2 separate regions of the Homo sapiens genome follow, and region 2 is linked to region 1. A link is an interaction called in ENCODE POLR2A ChIA-PET data of the cell type or tissue named here. Cell type or tissue: Panc1. All regions are shown on one strand. Links, peaks and the distances in the headings refer to the core of each region. The heading gives the core; the rest is flanking DNA.

Region 1 (6,706 bases), core at 1,982-4,481:
GCAAAAAGAGCAGAGCAACTGGGCAGTAACTGGAGATGGGTTATGGGGGTCAAAGGAAGCTTTCCTTAAAGCTGTGGATATGTGTGCTGATAGGAACGAGCCAGCAGAACAGAGGGAAAGGATACTCAGGAGCAAGGAAGAAGGAAGATGGGATCCAGAGTAGCATCTTTAAATTCCTTTATTCATGCGCCCCCACAAAATAAAAAAATAAAAAAACCCTCTTGCCTGTTTTCACTTGATACCTAAAATTTAAGTTTACTTTTATTTTTATTTTTTTAGAGGCAGGATCTTGCTATGTCACCCAGGCTAGAGTGCAGTGGCTATTCACAGGTGTGATCATAGATAGCGTACTGTAGCCTTGAACTTCTGGACTCAAGCCATCCTCTCACTTCAGCCTCCTAAGTAGCCAAGACTGTAGGCATGCACTATCTCACCTGGCTTAAATTTTTTTCATAACTTTAAATCATTGTAAAGGACATACTTTCTGCCTGTTGTATATTGTGTATACTTTTTTTCTTTTTTTTTGAGATACGGTCTCGCTTGGTTTCCCAGGCTGGAGTGCAGTTGTGCGATCATAGCTCACTGCAGCCTTCAACTCTTGGGCTCAAGCGATCTTCCTGCCTCAGCGTCCCAAGTAGTTGGGGCTATAGGCACGTGCCACCATGCCTGGCTAATTTTAAAATTTTTTTGTGGAGATGAAGTCTTGCTATGTTGCCCAGGCTGGTCGGGAGCTCCTGGCCTCAACTGATTCTCCCACCTTGGCCTCCCAAAGTGCTGAGATTACAGGCATGAGCCACCCACCTGGTCACATTGTGTATACTTTGTATTCTTTTCTTTTTTCTTTTTTTTTTTTTTTTTGAGATGGAGTCTCATTCTTTTGCCCAGGCTGGAGTGCAGTGGTGCCATCTCGGCTCATTGCAACCTCTGTCTCCCGTACTCAAGCGATTCTCCTGCCTCAGCCTCCTGAGTAGCTGGGATTACAGGCATGCACCACCACACCAGGCTAATTTTTGTATTTTTAGCAGAGACAGGGTTTCACCATGTTGGCCAGGGTGGTCTCGAACTCCTGACCTCAGGTGATCCGCCCGCCTCAGCCTCCCAAAGTGTTGGGATTACAGGCATGAGCCACTGCGCCTAGCCCTTTGTATTCATTTCTAAAATTCTTTCTCTTGGTGTTTTTTGGATAATTTCTATTGTTATGTCTTCAAGTGCACTACTGTTTTTTCTGCAACGTCTAAACTGTTGTTAATTCCATTCAGTGATTTTCCATCTCAGACTTTTTTTTTTTAATTTTAAAAACACTTTTAAATTCTTTATTTTGGAATCGTTATAATTGACAGGAAGTTACAATGATAGTATAGGGAGGTCCTTTGGACTCTTTACCCAGTTTCCCCCAATGGTTTTGTTTCAGTACAATTTTAACAGCTTTATTGAGATATAATTAACATTCCATAGACCACATATTTTAAGTGTACAATTTGATAAGTTTAGAAATTACATATACCTGTGAAACCATCACCACAATTAAGATAATAAACACAGCCGTCATCCCCAAATCATTCCTCCTTCCCCTTGGTACTTCTTCCCATCCTCCTCTTTCTGCCTACCCCACCCACCCCATCATCTCAGACATTTTAGTTTTCGTCTCTAAAATTCAAAGTGGGTATTTAAAAATATCTTCCTAGTCTCTACTTAGTACATATGGAATACAGTTATAATAATTCTTTTAGTGTCCTTGTCTAATTCTCACATAGGTGTCAGCTGTAGTGGTTTCAACTGATTTTTCTCCTTATGATGGGTTATAGTTTGCATGACTGGTAATTTTTTATTGGAAAACCAGCCATTGTGAATTTTACATTTTTGGGTGCTCGTTAATTTTGGATTTCTGTTAATGTTCTTGGGTTTTGTTCTGGGATACACTTCAGTTACTTAGAAACAGCTTGATTCCTGAATTCAGGTCTTGCTTTTGAGATTTGTTAGGTAGGTTCCAGCAATGTTTAAACTAGGGCTAATGAATCCCCACTACGAGGCAAGGCCCTTCTGAGACCTCTGACCAATGCTCCATAAATTTGAGGTTTTCCAATCTGGCTGATGGGGACAGGCGTGGTCCAGGCTGTGTGTGACTTCTGGCTACTGTTCCGGCCCATTGTTTTGGGTGGTCCTTTCCTTTGTCTCAAGTGGTTTCCTTACACTTATATGATGAATCATGCTCTGTGGAACACTCAAGGGGGGCCCTTTGCAGATCCCCAGAATTCTCTATATATCCACCTTTCTCCTCTCCAGTACCCTGTCCTGAGCACTCTAGCCAGCTTGGCTGCTCCACACTCCCAGCTATCCCCTCACCTCAGAGTCACTTGCTTTGCCTGGGTTCTCCCTCCGTGAAATACATCCTCTCAAGCGGTAAGCTGGGCAACCGAGGGGTTCTCCTTGTTTGTTTCTTGCCTCTGAGAGATCACTGTCTTTTGTTACCTCATGTCCAGTGTCTTGAAACTCATTATTTCATGTATTTACTGTTTGGTTGGTTGTTTCAGGCAGGAGGATAAACTTGGCCCCTGCTCCTCCATCTTGGCTGGAAAGGGAAGTTGTATCTGTACTTTCAGTCAAAAATTTTTTTTTTTTTTTTTGAGACTCTGTTGCCCAGGATGGAGTGCAGTGGCGCAATCTCGGCTCACTGCAAGCTCCGCCTCCCGGGTTCACGCCATTCGCCTGCCTCAGCCTCCTGAGTAGCTGGGACTACAGGTGCCCGCCACCACGCCCAGCTATTTTTTTGTATTTTTAGTAGAGATGAGGTTTCACCATGTTAGCCAGGATGGTCTCGATCTCCTGACCTCGTGATCTGCCCGCCTAGGCCTCCCAAAGTGTTGGGATTACAGGCATGAGCCACCACGCCCAGCCTTCAGTCTGTTTTTGTTCAAACTGTGGAGCTGCAGATTAAAGTTATTCCATTTTAGGGAAAATGTCCACCATACATCCTACTTGCAAAGACTATCCTCTCTGTCAAACCTGTGAGCCAATTCTGACCTTCTAACAGAAAAAGTCTGATTTTATTTTTCCATTCAAATCAATGTGGTTAATATGTATCCTGTGTCAACCATCTCACTTTCAGTTTAAATTCTTCTTTATTTCTTTTTTTAGAGTTAAGGTCTCGCTCTGTTGCCAGGCTGGAGTGCCATAATGTGATTATGGCTCACTGTAACCTCGAACTCCAGAGTTCAAGTGATCCTCTTGCTTCAGCCTCTGGAGTAGCTGGGTCTACAGGCGCATATCACCATGCCCAGCTAATTTTTATTTTTATTTTATTATTTATTTATTTATTTTGAGATGTAGTCTCGCTCTGTCACCCAGGCTGGAGTGCAATGGCATGATCTTGGCTCACTGCAACCTCTGCCTCCAGGGTTCAAGCGATTGTCCTTCCTCAGCCTCCTGAGTAGCTGGGACTACAGGCATGCTCCACCACGCCCGGCTAATTTTTGTATTTTTAGTAGAGACAGGGTTTTGCCATGTTGGCCAGGCTGGTGTTGAACTCCTGACCTCAGATGATCTACCTGCCTCGGCCTCCCAGAGTGCTGGGATTACAGGCGTGAGCCACCGCGCCCGGCCCATGCCCAGCTAATTTTTAAAATTATTTTTTGTAGATACGGGATCTTGCTATGTTGCCCAAGCTGGTCTCAAACTCCTGGCCTCAAGCCATCCTCCCACTTCAGCCTTTCAAAACACTGGGATTATAGGCATGAGCCACTGTGTCTCACCTGAAGTTGAATTATTTTTAAAAATTTTTATTATTTTTTCCTTTTTAATATATATTTATATATTTTACAATATAACATGTCAATGAATTTGAATTCTTAAATGAAGAAGGCACAGAACTGAGCCACAGGGCTGCCCCTGTGAACTTTCTCAAAGAAGCTCTCCAGGCTTTGCTCTTTCAAGGACTTCCTCAAGCAGAGCATTCTCAAGTGGCCCTTTTATTTGTTTTTTACAGCGCAGAGCAAGGAGCCAGAGTAGGATTCAGAATGAGGGAGGGGAGGCAACTGGGAAAGTGGAAGTTGGGAAGGACAGCTGTCAGGCCTGTGGCTTCTTAGGCCCACCAATATAAGGAGGGGAACATATGGAGAAGGCGGCTCTGGAAACTGATTACTTTAAAACTATCTGTGTCCACCTACCTTCTAGAAAGTCTTCATGTCCTTGTAGGGGAGTGCAAACCCTCGTGTGAAGGCCTCTGACACCAAGTGTGAGAAGCCATTGATGGAGCCATTACTGCTTCCTTCGTTGTAGCAGAAGGGATGGGGAGAGGAGCAGGCAGGAGCGGGGGTAGGTAAGTTGTGGCTTTGGTGCCTTGAAGGTGAGGAAATTTCTATTTGAAGGCTTCAGTTTTCTTCATGAAGAATTTTTTTTTTTTTTTTGTCCACTGAGGGGTGGGGGAAGGTGAGATATTTGAGGAAGGTGGAGAAAATATAAAAGAGTCAATACAAATAATCAAAACTAGTAGCTAGAATGAATACTAGCTAGGCAGAGCTGAGGGTCCAGTTAAGATAGGTGGTCATGAATTCAAATCTACATCAATCTGCTCAGCTGTGTGATTTTCTTTAGCAATATTAAAGCTCTTGTTTGTTTGATGGTTGTGGATTTGGTAAAATGCTGATCTTTCCCCTATATTGAGAAAAATGTGAGTAATCACAAAGAGGCCCGATAATAATTATGAGAAATTTATCAAGGCCCTTCCAGTGTTCCTCTGCATAAGGTGGCTTTGGATGGCCAGACATTTACATAGCACATAGTGGCTTTCTTTTGTTTCTCATATTCCTGGTGAATTGAACTACGATTTCTTCTCCTAAGCATAAATACCTGCAGACCTTAGTTACAGTCATCCCTGTGAACAAGGGTGTGGGTAGAAAGGGTGAGGAATGTCTGTCTTTCCTATCACCAGGTAAATGGGATCTTGATGCTTGGCATGGGGTCCCAAGAGCTTGCCATTACCCATGTGTATTATCAAAAAATGAGATACTGCCACCGTCAAAGAAAAGATCAGGGCCGGGTGTAGTGGCTCACACCTGTAATCCCAGCACTCTGGGAGGCCGAGGTGGGCGGATCACAAGGTCAGGAGATCGAAACCATCCTGGCTAACACAATGAAACCCCGTCTTTACTAAAAATACAAAAAATTTGCCAGGCGTGGTGGCAGGTGCCTGTAGTCCCAACTGCTCGGGAGGCTGGGGCAGGAGAATGGCGTGAACCTGGGAGGCAGAGCTTGCAGTGAGCCAAGATCGTGCCACTACACTCCAGCCTGGGCGACAGAGCAAGACTCCGTCTCAAAAAAAAAGAAAAGATCAGAAACTCTCTGGACGATAGGCAAAGGTTGTAAACCAATGTATCCTCTTTCTTAAAATCTGATTTAAAGCCTTCTTCCCTGTCCTGACATGCACTGGGAGAAGGACAGAATGAGTTGGAGGGGGCTAGGGAAATTTTGGCTTATAACTCTCTTGAGAAATGTCTTTTTAAAAATTGTCTCGGCCAGGCGCGGTGGCTCATGCCTGTAATCCCAGCACTCTGGGAGGCCGAGGCAGGCGGATCATGAGGTCAGGAGATCGAGACCATCCTGGCTAACACTAAAAATACTCTACTGTCTCTACTAAAAATACAAAAAATTAGTGCAGTGAGCCGAAATTGTGCCACTGCACTCCAGCCTGGGCGACAGAGCAAGACTCTGTCTCAAAAAAAAAAAAAAAAAATTGTCTCAAGCTGGAATATTGCCCGCATATCATGGTATGGGATATGCTATATATCAGTAAAATCTAAGATTCAGCCAATAAAATCAGTCTGTCTAACACTGTCACTCTAAAAGTCCCCAAATCACCACAGCCATGGAAGGATGGTTTTCCCATGGTAACAGACTATATCAAGTTTACATATATATATATATATATTTTTTTTTTTTAAGATGGAGTCTCGCTCTGTTGCCCAGGCTGGAGTGCAGTGGCGCAATCTCGGCTTACTGCAAGCTCTGCCTCCTGGGTTCACATCATTCTCCTGCCTCAGCCTCCCGAGTAGCTGGGACTACAGGCGCCCGCCACCACACCCGGCTAATTTTTGTATTTTTAGTAGAGACGGGGTTTCACCATGTTAGCCAGGATGGTTTCGATCTCCTGACCTCATGATCCACCTGCCTTGGCCTCCCAAAGTGCTGGGATTACAGGCGTGAGCCACCGTGCCCGACTTATTTATTTATTTATTTTTTGAGACGGTGTCTTGCTCTGTCATCCAGGCTGGAGTGCAGTGGCACGATCTCGGCTCACTTCAACCTCTGCATCCCGGGTTCAAATGATTTTCCTGCCTCAGCCTCCTGGGTAGCTAGGACTACAGGCATCCCCCACCACGCCCAACTAATTTTTGTATTTTTAGTAGAGGCGGGGTTTCACCATGTTGGCCAGGCTGGTCTCAAACTCCTAACGTCTAGTGATCCACCTGCCTCAGCCTCCCAAAGTGCTGGGATTACAGGCATGAGCCATCATGTCCGGCCTCAAGTTATATTTTAATAGCATACAGGATACATACTCGTACTCAGAATGTGAGTTCAAGGATCAGTGGCACAAATAGGGGAAATGACCTCAAGTTCCAAATGTTAATGTAGTTCTATTAGAGTGTCTGAGTGGGGAGAAATCATTTCTTGAATTTTGCAGGGCAAGCATAAGTGCTTTGACTCATTTTTG
Region 2 (6,706 bases), core at 3,390-5,889, 270 kb after region 1:
GCACACTGGGTTGAGGAGAGGGGAGCTGAGGATACTGCCCTGAGGGCCTGGCTCATAGTTTTTCCAGTAAATTTGTCTCCAAAGACTTAGTGAGTGACTCATGTGCCAAGCCTGGAGCAGAGCAGTCGGAGGGTATCAAGGAGTAGATGGCATCACCCTTGTCTTCTTGGAGGATCATCTCGCTGGTGAGAAGAAACTCAGTCAGATAAGCTGGGTGCAGTGGCTTGCACCTGTAATCCCAGCTACTCAAGAGGCTGAGGTGGGAGGATCGCTTGAGGTCAGGAGTTTGAAATTAGCCTGGGCAACACAGGCGGACCCCCATCTCTATTAAATAATTTTTTAAAAAGAAAAAAAAAAGAAACTAAGATAAGACCAGGCATCCTAAATGGCAAAGCCAATGTAGACAGGACATTTATCGGGAATCCCCCACTGTAGCTTTCTTCCCACTTCCTAATACAGAACTACTTGTACTTTTTAAACGTGTGAATATACATTCATTTACTCATTCAACAAATATTTACCGAGTAGTCCCCCCAAATGAAACTGAACATATGCTGTTGTCATACTTCATGGGATCTTGGACTTCACATCTTATCTTCCAAGCTTTCCCAGAGGGTAGCATGCCAGCTTTAGTCCTTAGTTTCTGTATTTCCCTTTACATCCAGGTCTCTGAATTCCCAGATGCTTTCTCTTGAGTAGAGTACCTGCTTTTTCTATTTGAATCCCTCTGAATCAGCAATTGGCAAGAAGTGAGCTCATTGACTAGGCAATCAAATTTCTTAACTTGCCCAGTTAGTAGAAGCCAATCTGTCTGTTCTGGCGCACACACACACACACACGTGCGCGCACCCCCGCCATACGTGTGTGTGCACCCGCACACACGCATACACACACACCCACGCACACGCGTGCACACACGCCCACAAACACCTACCAGCGCACACACACGTGCACACACATGCACGCACACCTACCCACGCACACACACGCGCACACACACGCATACACACATGCACACACATTCGTGCGCACAAACACACACTCTCTACAACTCAGAAGAGAGGAACTATCCTTTGCAGACAGACGGATAACAGATAAAGTCCCTTTGATAGGGCAAGTCCGGCAAGGGAAGGACACCCACGTCTTGCAGATCCCTGGTCTTTCTTACATATATGAGCTCTTCTGGAAGTAGTTAAGGGGGTCAGGCACCATGTGCTCCCCCAGCAAGACCCCAACCTTACCCATAAATCAGTTTCCCATCTAACCCCTCCCTGGGGGTTGAGTTACAAACCTCAGTAACCCCAGGGCAGCCTGCCTGGTAATTCCTATTATTCAGCTGTCAGCTGGTTTTTTAAAAACCGCCCTTTCCAGTGATCCAGTTACTGGAGTTTTAGAGCCATTTCTTGTCTCAGAGAGAAATCCTATAGCCAGGTGAGACAATGGAGAGGGCTCCTGCCCGCTTTCTACAGGAGCTGGGTTTTCTCTCTGGTTGAGAGCAGCCTCCCCTTAACTCTGTATCCCTCCAAGATTGTCAGGGAAGGCCCTCCTCCCTATCAGCCTCCGTGCTGATGCCTTTCTCTGGGGACCCTTCTCCCAGAGCCAGCATCAGTTAGCAGAGGAGAAAACAAATTGAGACAAGGTGCAGGAAGAGAATGAGAGAAAGGAAATTCTCCAAAATAGAGGTTGCTGTGACTGCACTGTGTATTTGCTCCGAGCCCAGTCAAAAGCTCAGGGTTCATCTGTTCCCAGGGTGCTGCTATTGGTCAGGGGGCTCAGAGCCCAGATCTGCAGCACAGCAGGTCCTGATACTGCTGAGTCCATGCAGTGCTGAAAGGGGGAAAAGGGCATAGAGGGAGGAGTCTGCTTTGACAGTGATGAGAGGTGGGGGTGAGGCTCCTGACCTCCCTGACCCCTTTATCCCTGACAGTCCTTCTCTGGTCCCTCTAGCTCAGAAGGCTGGGCCCCTTGCTGCTTGACCTTAGAGACTGAGAGCGCAGGAGGCAAAGCCACAGGTGTCTTTCAGAACCAGCCTGAGGGAGCAGGCTGTGAAGACCTGGGAGAGAGGTCTTAAAATAAATATCAATAGTGATGTGACCCTCCCCATATCTTGCAAACTGCCAGACCCCCTGAGATACTCCCTCCTGTTCCTCAGCCCAGTTCTGTCACAATGACGATTTTCTGAAACCTTTATAGGGCCACAGACCACTTTATGAAACTGTTGTAAGCTATGGATCCACCCCACTCACAAAAATGTTTGTGTGTACCCACAAACACAGTTTAGCCAGTTTCAGGGGTTCATAAACCCTAAAGCTCAGGACTCTGATGAGCCTGATGAGTACATAGATCCCATATCAATATCCCATTCTTGGCTGGGTGCGGTGGCTCATGCCTATAATCACAGCACTTTAGGAGGCCGAGGTGGGAGGAGTGCTCGAGGCCAGGAGTTCAAGACCAGCCTGGGCAACATAGTGAGACCCTGTCTGTACAAAAATAAAAAATTTAAAAAGTAGCTGGCTGTGGTGGTGCACACCTGCAGTCCCAGCTACTTGGGAGGCCGAGGTGGGAGGATCACTTGAGCCTGGGAGATTGAGGCTGCAATAAGCTGTGTTTGCACCACTGCACTGCAGCCTGGGAAACAGAGCAAGACCTTGTCTCAAAACAAACAAAAAGAACCCATTCTCTCAGCTTCTTTGCCTTGTGGACCCAATTTTACCATGCAGGGCTGTGATGAAGCACACAGAGCTTTAGCATCTCAGGTGGGTCAGGAGAGCTACGATGGCCCCAGCCCTCAGGGCCTGTGCTGTCCCAGAGGGCAGATTCAGAGCTGCTGTGGCCTTGAGTTTCACTCTTGAACCGAAGGAATGCTCAGGGGCACCACTGGCCAGCCTGAGACACTGGTCTGATAGGAAAGCAAATGAGAAGAGAAGGATGGAAGGAAGGAGCGGAAGGGAGTCGGTGCATTGGAAATCACGGAGGGCTGCCGGTGCCCTTCACAGAGGCTAGGTTTGGTTTCTGTATCTCCCTACATGTAGCAGGAGTGCAAGGTCACTCTGACCAGCTCAGACATGCACTTTTGGCCAAGCCTCTGGGTAAAATAATATACCTCCTTTTGGCTTAGTGCCTTTTGCTGGAAATCTATCAATTTCGGGGGACTGTGCTACTGGCTAACCTTGACTCCCCACTCTTTCCCTTTTCCCTCTTTGTCCTTTGGAGACAGTATTTTTCTATTCTAGCAACCACAGCCCTCAATATGGCTGGTTCATTCTGTTTCAGGTGACTTCTGAGGGAGCAAAGGAAAGAATGATGGGAAAAAGGTACAAGGAGACTTCAGGCTCTATTGGGCTGAAGGTCCCAGCTCCACTGAACTTAAATCTAAGTTTACAACCCAGAGAGCAGCTCGGTGGTCAGAGCACTGCTGAGCCCTACTGCCCCTGGTGGGTCAGGGTTGTTGCAGGACTGGCTCCCTCTCACTGCTCTCTGGACTCATCATTTTATCTTTCCTAAAACTCAGGCTTGGTCAAGTCACTCATCTCCAATAAAATCTTTGCTGCCTCCCCTTTATAAAATACAGATTCTTCAGTCTGGCATTCCAGGGACACCTCTGTAGTCTGACCTGAACCCACCTGCCCATGCCTACCGTTCGTAAATCTCAGTGTGCACCCAATGATCCAGTCACCAAGCCTCCCTCTGCTCCCTGCACAGGTAAGCTCTCCAGCTCAGCACTTCAGTCTGCTACCCTTAGGCCTGGGCTATTCTTTTTTATTTTATTTTATTTTTATTTTTTTGAGACGGAGTCTCATTGTCGCCCAGGCTGGAGTGCGGTGGCGCTATCTCCGCCCACTGCAACCTTCACCTCCTAGGTTCAAGCAATTCTCCTACCTCAGCCTCCCAAGTAGCTGGGATTACAGGCATGCGCCACCACGCCCGCCTGATTTTTGTATTTTTAGTAGAGACAGGGTTTCCCGTGTTGGCCAGGCTGGTCTCCAACCACTGAGCTCAAGTGAACCACCCGCCTCGGCCTCCCAAAGTGTTGGGATTACAGGCGTGAGACATGTGCATCTGGTTTTCCTTATTGAAAAATATTTCCCATTCAATTTAAAAGCTGTCTCCCTGAGGCCTTCTCCAGCCTTTGTATTCTGAATTTTTCTGCATTCCTCAATAGTCATTATCCTTGGAATGAATACAATTCCAATAACTTTTCACTATTTTCAGGGCTACCTCTCCTAGTAGACTGTAAGCTCCTTGAGGGCAGACGCCAGGTTTCTGGCACTCAGCCCAATATCTGGCACAGAGTAGGTGCTCGGTAAATGCCTGTGAAGTAGCCCATAGACTCCCTTACGCGGTCTGCAGGACATGCTGCTCTCCTGGCAGCACCAGCACAGTCTCTAAATGCTGCCATATGCGAGATATGTGTCAACCGCTCAAGCAGCCCCGGCCTTCTTGAGCGCTCCGCTTCTCAGCCAGGTGCTTATTTTGCCAGTGCCCACGCCCAGTCAAGAAGAGGACCTAAGGGCTCCCCTGGATGTGTTTGTTTCAAACACACCTTCAGCTTTGGAGCTGCAGTTTTCTTCCGACCTGCTCGGCAGGCGGGAGGGAGCTTTCCCCTGAGGCTGGGATCCCATAGGGACCCGCACCCTGCACCCTGCACCCACTGGACGCACCAGCCTCATAAAAAAACTCCCCGCCTCCTTCCCCCCTCCCTTTGTGGACGCGCAGCAATTATTCTGCCCATTGCCGTGAAAAAGAAGACAAAAGTTACTTTGGCGCCCCCTCTCCCACACCTAATACAGAGGATTCAGGGACTCTCTGGCGCTTCCAGAGCCTGTGTTAGGGACAGAATCCGCACTGGCGACGGCGCTCCGACTGCGCTTCTGGCGACGGTCGGAATTTTGCTCGGCCCCTTGCAATGTTTCCATGGGAAGGTTCGTACATTCGTGACCGTCCCTGGCAGCGGCCCAGCCCGGGACTTGGCGCTTCACTCGCCATTGGTCAGTCCTCGGCGTGACGCGCAGGGGGGCGGGGCCTCATCAGCTGTTTGCGGGATGCCCCGAGCAGGCGTATTTTGGAAACAATACCGCACCGTGCGGAGTGGCCTCCTCCCGCCCCGGCCTGTGCCCGCCGCCGCCGCCGCCCCTGCCTGCGCCTCCCGCCTCCTGCCGCAGCCCGGTGAGCGCCCGGGTGGCCGCCGGGGGCCGGGCGGAGTTGGATCGCAGCTCCTTGGGGAAGTGGGGAGCGGAGTCGCGCTGCGCACGGGGGCCCGGGAAGGGTTTGGGCTGCGGACGTCTGGGGTGACCATGAAGAACTGGGGCGCTGGGGTGAGGGAACGGGGTGCAGAACCCACAGTTGGGTGCGCTGCTCCAAGAGGGAACTTGGGGGTAGCATTTGGGACTCGAAGGAGTTGGGTCCAGGTAGGCAGGGGAACCTGGGGTGCACTGCTGAGCAGACCTGGGCGCCCGAGAACGGCCCAGCCTCTGGGTCTGACTTTGGGATAGGACAGGAGCTGTGGGGCATCCTGCCTCTCTGCGGAGTCTGAAGGCTCCTCTCCTTAACAGCTGGGCTTTTTCCCTCCTTCCCAATCGAGTCTGGGCGTCCAGCCCCCGAGTGCTCGTCACGCTGGACCCTGGCGCGGAGCCCTGGCATCACGACTCGGAGGCCGAGACTCTCTCCTGGAGTCACCCAGGTCTGGGGTGTGTGTGTGTGTGTGTGTGTGTGTGTGTGTTCCTAGTCACTGTCGAGGATCTGGGTGTCTGACTACTGCCTTCTCCTAAGAGGAGGAGGAGTCTAAGTTCAGCATCCCTCTTCCAGCCCTTAGGGGTTGGGATGGCTGCAGCGGGGCTTGAGTTCCTTTGCTAGGAATAAAGCATTCCCTGGCCCTGTTCTCAGGAAGTGCCCTCCTCCTCCCACCGCTCTGGACATCACCTCTTAAGCTCAGGAGAAAAATTTCACCCTCTCTTAGTTTACCCTTGACCTTGGCCAGCACCCCTCCAGAGGCGCCCACCTACAGGCAAGCCACCTACAGTTTGTGGAGCGTGAGAGGGGTCCCTGGGGCTTGCAGAGCCACACCTTCTGGCTGCACCTCCCCCACTGTCCAGTCCAGGCAAAGGTTGAACTTTGGGGCTTTGCTGGGAGGGGGAGGGGAAGGTGATAGGCTTCAAAGGAAAAACCAAGACAATGACTCGTGCTGGTGATTGGCTTTGAGGGCCCCTTCTTAGGTCAAGATTGCTAGCCTGAGAAGAGGAGGTTGGAGAGCTGGAGGGGAGCCCCTGCCAGGTGACTGGCGGGACAGCACTTGGTCCTTTCATCAGGAAATTTTGTTTCCTGTTGTTAATAAGCTGGAGTGCACCACCTCACCCCCCTCCCCATACACACACACACACACACACACACACACACACACACACACACTTGGGAAACACGGTCCAAAGAACACCACGTGGCTGCTTGCCATCCTAGCAGGCATCTCCTCATTCTCCAGGGAAGAGGGCACAGACAGGACCATAGACAGCTCAGGGACAGGGATGGGATGGGACGAAGGCAGGGCCCAAGCAAGCAGCTCACAGCTTGTGTTTGGCAAAGGCAGCATTCTGAATTGAACTGAGATTCTTTTAGCTACTTCACCAATCCATAGACCATTTGGCTTGTTCTTCAAAGGCAAGAGACTAGGGGACAGAACCCCCAGGAATCTCTAATTGAGTCTGACAAGAAT

Evidence for each region. ChIA-PET counts read pairs that join two places held together with the same protein. Peaks named below come from ENCODE experiments on the same cell type or tissue, not always from the same donor. Only the 100,000 strongest peaks of a DNase experiment are listed, where the experiment ranks them.
Region 2: POLR2A ChIA-PET joins it to region 1 with 12 read pairs; 2 of 35 experiments call an interaction of 5 or more read pairs at or near these places.

Annotation. Positions count from the first base shown.
Region 1 is chr15:40,373,232-40,379,937 of GRCh38, reverse strand. DISP2 (dispatched RND transporter family member 2) reads right to left here. Exons shown (of 8, transcript NM_033510.3): 8 at 1,317-6,706. LOC124903472 (a long non-coding RNA gene) reads left to right here and starts at 2,290. Exons shown (of 4, transcript XR_007064597.1): 1 at 2,290-4,315. In Panc1, for the core only: no CTCF peak of the experiment used is centred there; no DNase peak of the experiment used is centred there.
Region 2 is chr15:40,107,233-40,113,938 of GRCh38, reverse strand. BMF (Bcl2 modifying factor) reads left to right here and starts at 5,060. Exons shown (of 5, transcript NM_001003940.2): 1 at 5,060-5,166; 2 at 5,553-5,680. RefSeq lists a silencer at 5,003-5,252 and an enhancer at 5,762-6,457. In Panc1, for the core only: no CTCF peak of the experiment used is centred there; a DNase peak (open chromatin) is centred at 4,878; H3K4me3 peaks cover 1,777 bases; H3K27ac peaks cover 585 bases.